2 separate regions of the Homo sapiens genome follow, and region 1 is linked to region 2. A link is a loop called in an ENCODE intact Hi-C map of the cell type or tissue named here. Cell type or tissue: transverse colon. All regions are shown on one strand. Each heading gives the region's core, and the rest is flanking DNA. Links, peaks and the distances in the headings are about the cores only.

What was found. A loop is a pair of places that touch in the nucleus more often than their neighbours do. Peaks named below come from ENCODE experiments on the same cell type or tissue, not always from the same donor. Only the 100,000 strongest peaks of a DNase experiment are listed, where the experiment ranks them.
Region 1: it touches region 2 in a loop (5-fold over the local background); 1 of 110 quality-filtered maps calls a loop at or near these places.

What each region holds. Positions count from the first base shown.
Region 1 is chr14:32,810,768-32,815,167 of GRCh38, forward strand. The region is part of intron 12 of AKAP6 (A-kinase anchoring protein 6); the gene reads left to right. Among named protein-coding and RNA genes, the nearest start is that of NPAS3, 130 kb to the right of the region's middle. RefSeq lists enhancers at 1,666-2,395, 2,396-3,125. In transverse colon, for the core only: no CTCF peak of the experiment used is centred there; no DNase peak of the experiment used is centred there.
Region 2 is chr14:32,895,506-32,899,905 of GRCh38, forward strand. No RefSeq gene overlaps it. Among named protein-coding and RNA genes, the nearest start is that of NPAS3, 41 kb to the right of the region's middle. In transverse colon, for the core only: no CTCF peak of the experiment used is centred there; no DNase peak of the experiment used is centred there; H3K4me3 peaks cover 1,220 bases; H3K27ac peaks cover 1,414 bases.

The DNA.
Region 1 (4,400 bases), core at 86-4,085, 85 kb before region 2:
AGGCTATTAAAGCACAGATACGTTAAATGAAATAAAATCAGATGTAGAACAAGGATTAGACCATCTTAAGAAAATGACTCATAGCTGACCCACCTATTAATTAGCTTAAACCCTGGGCCAATCAAATGATAAGCATGAGGAAAGCAAGACAAGTTTCCTTGACAGGCTTAGTTAAGATGAAAAAGAGATTGGCTGGGTGCGGTGGCTCACACCTGTAATCCCAGCACTTTGGGAGGCTGAGGTGGGCAGATCACGAGGTCAGGAGATCGAGACCATCCTGGCTAACATGGAGAAACCCCGTCTCTACTAAAAATACAAAAAATTAGCCGGGCATGGTGGTGGGCGCCTGTTGTCCCAGCTACTGGGGAGGCTGAGGCAGGAGAATGGCATGAACCCGGGAGGCGCAGCTTGCAGTGAGCCGAGATTGCGCCACTGCACTCCAGCCTGGGTGACAGAGCGAGACTCCGTCTCAGGAAAAAAAAAAAAAAAGTTGAAAAACAGACTAAGATAATGTGTGCCATTTTTGGTCATTCTTAATTTGCTAATTCAAACTGACCAACATTTTATTTTTTTTCTCTGAATGACTTGTAATCATAGTCTCATTATTAAAAAACAACAAAAATCATACTCTATTTATTTGAGAGGAGCAAACAAGAACAGTAATGACATAATGTTGGCTCCCAATTTGTCCTCATTGAGAATGAAGACACAAGAGGCTCTCAATAAATAAAATATGTTCCCATGGTTAGGTTACAACTGTAACTATGGGTCAGAAGGATGGGGACTTGCGTGATTGGCATCTGAAGTGAAGGCAGTCTTGTGGGACTGAGCCCTCTCACGTATGGGATCTGATACTAACTCCAGATAGATAGTGTCAACGTTGGATTAAATAGTAAGACACCCAGCTCATGTCTGGAGAGTGGACAGTTGCTTTTTTACTTGAGAAGCCTTATATCAGAACTGTAAAGGGCACGGTTCCTAAACGTGAGTGAACTCTATTATCTGATATAAGGCTTTTCAGGTAAACCCACATGTTGGCAAAGCTCTCCTTGTACCTTCGACTACCTCGGGATCATGCCAAGAATCTTGTGTTCTTGAAACTGAGTTTGCAAGTTGGGACCTTATGTCTATCTCACAGGAAAATTCGTATGTTAGAAAACTTCACTTGTTTACATGACTATTCACCTTCTCTTTTCTACCAATATGCATTGTAGGTTTTAAAAAATGTAAGTTTTTATTAACGTAAGATCATTTTCATAAAGGAGGGAGAAGGGTATACTTTTCCCTTAGGCAAAGGTGAGGCAAAAATTACATCCAGGGGTATAAAACTCACATGTTATGTCAATCCCTGAGCAATGTCAGGAAAAAAAATGGGGCCAGATATTATCATTGGGAGAAAAGAATGTATGCAACTTTGCATGTGGTTCTGTCACTGTCATTCAAACAGATTTACCATGTGGTAGAATGAAGAAAATGCCACCATTTCATTGCAGTTGGGATTTTTACAACTTCATTGATGTTATTTTTCTCTTGAACTTTCTTTTATTTGTTTCAGTTCTATGTAATACTAAAGAGGTAAGAAAGAGAAATTCTTTTAATTGAAAAACTCTTCCTAAATTTTTAAAAAATTCATTTTAAACAGTCCTACATTTAGGTACTTTCTTGAAACTCTGGGGGGAAATTCCAGGGAAACACCAAATATAGTGACTGAGAAACAAAAAATAAACCAGTTCTCCTATTCAGGCTCTTCTCAGTGTAATAAAAATTTCAGTGTGTTGACATGTAAAGCAACAGTCAAGATAATTTATTTGCCAGTGAAAAGTAGATTATTTTTCAAGTTACTTCTAGTGAAACATTCAGAGTTAGGTGGGAAAGTAACTTTTTTCTACAGTAGATGCTTAACAACTATGAATAATGATTTGCACAAGAATTAACTTGCTTAAGAAAAACAGAGCCTGATGCAAGGGATTCATCTGTTGCCACCTACCTATAATACTATCAACACTGAGGTTATTGCACCTGAGAATTCTTTAGAAATTATGACAGTATCTAATTCTTTGATTTATTGGCACAAATATATTGCTTCTCTATAAAAAGTTTCTCTACACACACTTAAAAGTTTCTCTGCACACACTCAGACAGCAAATGTGTGGGGTTTTTTTACACCAAGCTACTGTCTGCTCTCTGGACATGAGCTGGGTGTTCTACTATTTAATCCAACTTTGACAGTGTCTATCTGGAGTTAGCATCAGATCCCATACGGGAAAGGGCTCAGTCCCACAAGACTGCCTTCACTTCAGATGCCAATCACGCAATTTCCCATCCTTCTGACCCACGGGCTGTAAATTCCCACAACCCTTCCTTAGGTTATTCTAGCCATAACTTGCTAGAATTGCTAGAAGAGCTCAAGGAAACACTTTACTCACATTTACCAGTTTATTTAAAGATACAACTCAAGAAAAACCAGACGTAAAAGAAATGTGCAGGGTAAGGGGGCGGGCAAAGCTTCCACATTTCTCCAGGTACCTTACCCACCTAGCATCTCCAGGTGTTCTGCAACCTAGAAGTTCATCAAATCTCTTTGTTCAAGAAGAGTAGTTACAGTTTTCATCTCTAACCCTACCCCCCCCCCCAACCCCTTTCCCAGAGGTCCTTCGGTGGAGCTGAAAGTTCCAGCCCTCTAATCACTTGGTCTTTCTGGTGACCACCCCCAACCTGAGGCTATCTCAGGACCCTGCCCTAAATTTTCTCATTAGCATAAACTCTGTTGTGATCAAAAGGGGCCATTATGAATAACAAAAGGTATTCTATCGCTTAGGAAATTCCGAGGGCTTTAGGGGCTCTGTGCCAGAGAACTGGGACAAAGGCCAAATATATTTCCTATTATACCACAGCTTCTTAATCAAAATAGCACTTATGTGGGCAGCCCCTCCAGTGAACCTGAAGTTACAGTAAGAAAGGGAAGAAAAGAAATCCTTATATTTTTTTGTATTGCTCTTTCTTCTCGGAATTCCTTCCTACAACTTCACAATCATCCTGTTTATAGAACATTCAAGGTCTTTGCAACTTATTCTTCACACACAAAATCAAATTCAAAAGTGATAGGATTTTTTTTTTTTTTTTGCAGGGGGCGGTTGTTATGTAGAGTTGAGATGGGCTACTGTGCTTTGAGGGTAGAGGTATTAGAACAATTGAAGGGTTTCCTGTACATTCTATGACCTCTGTGGTTTCTCCAATTGTGTTCTCCTTCCAAGACTGGTGCTGGGACAAACAAGGTGTTGAACAGTACCTGACAGGGCCACACTCCTAATTTCAACTCAAATTTTGCCAGAGAAGCTGGACTTTTTCAGGCTACCTTCTAGCACATCCTGTACTTGTTTCTTCATGCACTGGCCTCTAGCACCTGCCCTCTCTAAGGTTACAGATGATTTTCTCTTCGTTTATTCAGTGGCTTTCCCTTAATTCACATAAAGTTAATCACTTTAAAGTGAGCAGTTCTGTGGCATTTAGTAGTTTTAAAATCATTTTAAAGTGAGCAGTTCTGTGGCATTCACCATGTTGTGCAACCACCACTTCTTCCAAACATTATCATCACTCCAAAAGGAAACCCCAAGCCTGTAAAGCAGTTGCATCCCATTCCTTCCTCCCCGCCCGCAGGCCCTGGAAAGTACCAGTCTCATTCATCTCTGCAGATTTACCTATTCTGGATACTTTATATAAATGGAATCATACAATATATGACTTTATTATGTCTGGCTTCTTTCATGAAACATGTTTTTGAGGCTATTAGCTTTTACAACTGAGAGTTTGCACCAGTTGAAAGTCAGGGATTTTCCACGTGATTTTGCCACAGCACAGTTTACCCTCAGAACCTTTCTCCAGATCCCTTCAACAGTTCTTGAGACAACAGGCAAGTCTTTTTACTTTTTTCCTTCAGATCACTCAGTAAATTTTTCCTTTCTTTCTTTTTTATTTTTTGGGGACAGGGTCTCACTGTGTCATCCAGGCTGGAATGCAGTGGTACAATCATAGCTCACTACAGCCTTGAACTCCTGGGCTCAAGCAGTCCTCCTGCCTCAGCCTTACGAGTAGCTGGGACTACAGTCATGTGCCACCATGCCTGGGCAATCAGTAATCACTTTTTAAGAAGCTGCTTCATGCCAGGCACTATTTTAAGTACTGGGGCTCTAGTGGAGACAGGACAGTCAGAGTACCTGTCCTCATGAAGTTTATTTATGGGAAGAAAACCCCTGCTTCCCATTACTGGACTCCCTTTTGTCCCTGATCCCTTTTGAGAACAAAGGCAATTTTTACTGTTATAAAACTTACTTTAAAACAACATCTAATGGATTTTTCATTTTCAACTATTTCAGAATTATCTGTGTAGTCAAGACTAGGAA
Region 2 (4,400 bases), core at 197-4,196:
ACACCTGCTTTGTTCAGTGTGAGACTGCACATGTCAGGATACAGAGGGCTCCAGGCCCCAAATACTCCAGTTTTCTAAGTAGCTTAGTGTTGATCATGATCTTGCACAAAAGCTATGGTCTTGCTATTATTCTACTTCTTGATGATGAGCTTCCAATCTCAAACCATCAGAGTGATCTTTTTACAACATGCATCTCTAGAATTGGTACTCTAACATGTTCTTTGGTTGAGATGAACCCTTAGTAATGGTTCTGACTTGCTTTACCTAGGGTAATAATTTATCCTCCTGAGGCAGAAATAATTGCTAACTACTCGAATCTAAATGAATCTCAAAGACAATAAAAATTAGGACAAAGTAGTGAATTTATAGAGATGTTCTAGTAAATATAAAAATAATCTTTCTCACATCATGATTTCTTAGCCACAAGATCACCCCAAAATAATTAGTTTTAACTGTGCACTGAGCTTGTCTGAGACAACCAGATTTTTTTTTTTTTTTTTGGTCTCCTATTACCTAATATGTTCTTTAGGAAAGAAAAACTGTCTTGGCTTTTTTAAATTGCTAAATTAATAAATTCTCACTGTAAAAAAAATCAATACAGTAATACACAAAATAAAAAATAAAGACTGCTTACCAATGTCACACTCCATAGATAACCACTTAAAAATTTAATTTCTATCTTTCCAGGTCCTATATAGAAAAGTAGATATATAGGTATAATATTCAGTTACATTTAATAAATATATAATGAACGAATATTTCTATCCTAATATTTGTAATATTTCATTGGCTTTATAGTTTGCATCCTTTTTCTGAAGGCTGTATACTGTGGCAATAACACCAGAAGGACTACCCTGGAATTGGGGGGGCTGACAGCTGTCCAATTGGCCTGTACCGAATGGATTGAGCATCCGACACATTACATTTGAAGGCCTCAAGGAGATATTTTATTATCAGATTTAACAGACCACATACTCTTTCCTTTAGGGAGGTCATAAAATTCCCAGATTATGGGAGCAGATCTTGTGCTCAATTTTCAGTTCTCTGTCTTAAGCTTGAATTCTTTTTTACTGTACTAAGATCTGTCAATGGAACTTTGGTTAAGTTCCCTCCTGTGGCCAAAGACTTCTTTCCTACATATTTGTTTTTATAATAATGTGGTTGTTTTTAAAAAGATGGACTTCCCACCTAAAATAATACAATAAGGGTCATTTTTTTGTTGCTGAAAATATCTATCTGAGCTAATGAGATTGTTAATATAAACTGATGAAGCCAAAATGTTTGTGATAGTTCAATAATAATCATAAACCCAATGGGAAGTTTCCTCGGGGTAGAAAAGTACCTCTCGTAATAGATAATGAACTGTAAAGAGGAGAAGAGCCTGGTTCTGTCTCCTTTTTGTTGACAAAAAAGGGAGGGAGATGACATCTTTATATGTTAATTTGGCATAAAAGTCAAGTCCAGGTAGTGAAGGCGAATCCTAAGTCTTCCGTTTCAAAAACATTTTACAAACTAAAAGACACGTCAGCAGGAAAGACTGTTTGGGGCTTTATTTTCTACTGGTAGCCAGTTTTGGTTAGGTGTTCTGTTCCACAAAGTAGGATTTCAAAATCTCTGTTCCTCTGGGCATACAACTGTCCTAGTCCAGCTACTTTTGGTCAGCTCCTTTCTGTGGTTAGAAACTTTCAGTTCAAAACAGTCACACCACAGCTTTTTTTATTGTCCTCTTTTTCCATTTTATTTCTACTGACTATAATCTTAAGGCATTAGACTCCGTTGCTTGCCTTCCCGTTGTTAATGTCCACTAGAATCGGTCAAGTTTCTCACTTTCCCATAAATAGGGACATAACAGGAATCTGGTTTAGTTTCGCTTTCTCTTTTCTCCTCTCTTCAGAATCAGAGTCAATAGTCAGCAGTTTGCACTAACATAAATCTTGTTATTGTTTATACCAACTCCCCCTTTCTAATGCTATTAGAACCACGGTGGACATAGACCCCAGAGATTTGCTCATCTTAAAGCTCTAAAACTGCACCACTTTTATGACAACAGTAAAACCTTGAGCTGTCACTTCACCCCTACGACTGTTATTCACCGTGATTACTGGCATTTCTTTCTTGCTCATTCCCTCCTGCTCCCATCCCCCATTTGATTGTCTGAAAAAAAATGTTTGGAACAAATAAGGTAACAGAGGAATGACTAGCAATTCTTAGTCGAGCTTTGTAAAACTCCAGGGCTTCCTGTATGGAATCTCTGTTCTGTTTGTGATATATCCATGTACACTTCCCCCTTCCGGAAAACTCATCCCATTATTCTGGTGGGTTTTAATGTGGCTCTGGAAGTGAGAGGGATAAAGAAAAGCATGGCCGCCTTCTTCCTAATGATGAAATGGCTGTGTCCGGCCAGGAGATTGCACTAACTGCATGACAATTTGACCTCACAGACCTAGGTTCAAGGCTGACCACCACTGCCGCCAGGTTATAAGTTTCGGTCAAGATAGTAGCTTCTCTGTCCTTCAGTTCTTCACTGAAAAAAAAGTCAGGTCTACCTCACGGAGCTGCGTTGAGGAGCAAATGAAATAATGTATGTAGAAGTGCATCATAGGCTTGTGAGAACAGAGTAAATCTCCAAAATTAATAAGCTTATTGATTAAAAGAAAGGAGGGAAAATGCTTTGGATATTCAAAAGAACTAGAACTCACCTGCTCAGGCATTTAAAAGTTACAGTCAAATGGTCCTGTGGTCTTTGAATTTAAAGACTGATCTTTTAGAGCATACCTCTAAAAAATTGGAACTACTTATTATTTATTTTTAATTTTCAGTTTTCACTGTGTTGTAGAGTACGAAGGTGGTGTTATCCTCATTTTAGAAATGAGAAAAATGGTATAAAAATATGTAATTTGCCTCGGGACCCATATCAAAAGCTTTCTGACTTGACAGCCAAGATATTTGTCGCACAGCCTCCGGAGAAAGGGGAGGATTTATGTGGGAAGTCCATCCTGAGAAAGGTTACATTTCCTCTAATGTATGTTCATTTTGCATGAACACTTTGCTCTATCCCGGAAGTGTATTAATGGTGTCTTAAATTTTTTCTGTTGTTTCTCTATTAAAATAAATCTGTTTTTAAAATGTTCAGTGTAAAAATACATCGAGAAGCAGCATTCATAAACAGAGAAAATAGAGCAGAGAAACTTCCTAAGTGCCAAAGTCAGCCACACACCTTCAGATTGAAGCTCCCTTTTCCATTTCCTTTTTCTTCTCTACAAGTACAAGATGTGCAAAACATGAAGTTTAAAATGATGTTTATCTGAACACTGGGATGGTGACAGTAGTGTTAGAACTGATTCTTTCCATTGAGTCATAGAAGAACTCCGTTAAAATCTACTGTCCTGCCTACCCAAAAGGATTTTTTTTTTAATGTTCACATTTAAAATTTCACTTGGAGCAATGCTTTGGCTCATTTTTTTAAACAAGTAAGTCTATATATAAACAAAATAACAATCTGCAGGATGAATGAGGTGAATAATCTGTAGACTAGACATGTCTGCGAATTTCTCCTCATTTTGGTCTCTGAAACTGTTGCAGAAATTACTCAGCCTAACTTCAGTTTCAGCCTAACTTCTGTTTCTCAACCAAACTGAAAAATGATTGACCTCAGAAGAATAATCCTGGATACTTCTGATTTACAAGTGGGCCACTTCCGAGAGTCAGTATATATGTAAGGTGTCTGAAATGTAGTATTTACTCTTTCCCTGACAGTGTTTTTAGGAATGCGGCTCAGTTCCCCAACTGGTCTGCAAAAACTTCACTGACAGTGAATCAGGAGATCTAATTTTTTTTATTTAAAAATTTTTGTGGGTACGTGGTTGATGTACACCTTTAGGAGCTCTAATAATATTCCAAGAGCCACAAGCACTCCAGCATCTCACACATCTCTCTGCCTCAGTGGCATCAGCTTTAAAGGGAACAGACTCAGAGGACAACAACTCCTTCACAGAGCAGGTGGATCAATATTTTCGAGGTCCAGTGACTCTGTTATTATGTTTGTTAGATAAAGTATTCCTCTGAATGGGTCACTTTCCATTATGACTAAGAAATGAAGAAATGGTGCCCAGGAACCAGGGGTTTGGGGTTTGCTTCCTCTGATAACTTTTTCTGCATGTAAATTGTTAAGTATTTATTTCTTGGAGAATCACTGTTGGGATGCCTAATCACCATGATCACAGGGCACGGGGATACATGTGAATATGTTGGAAGATGGATTTGCACAAAAGAAGAGTTTCTGAGATTTAGTCTCTCATGAGCAGTTCTCATTTTCAAAACAGAAATAATGTCCTAGGACTTTAAAATGGCCTTTATTGGGCTGTTTGTAAGCCAAATCACCTAAAAATCCCTCAAGTTTG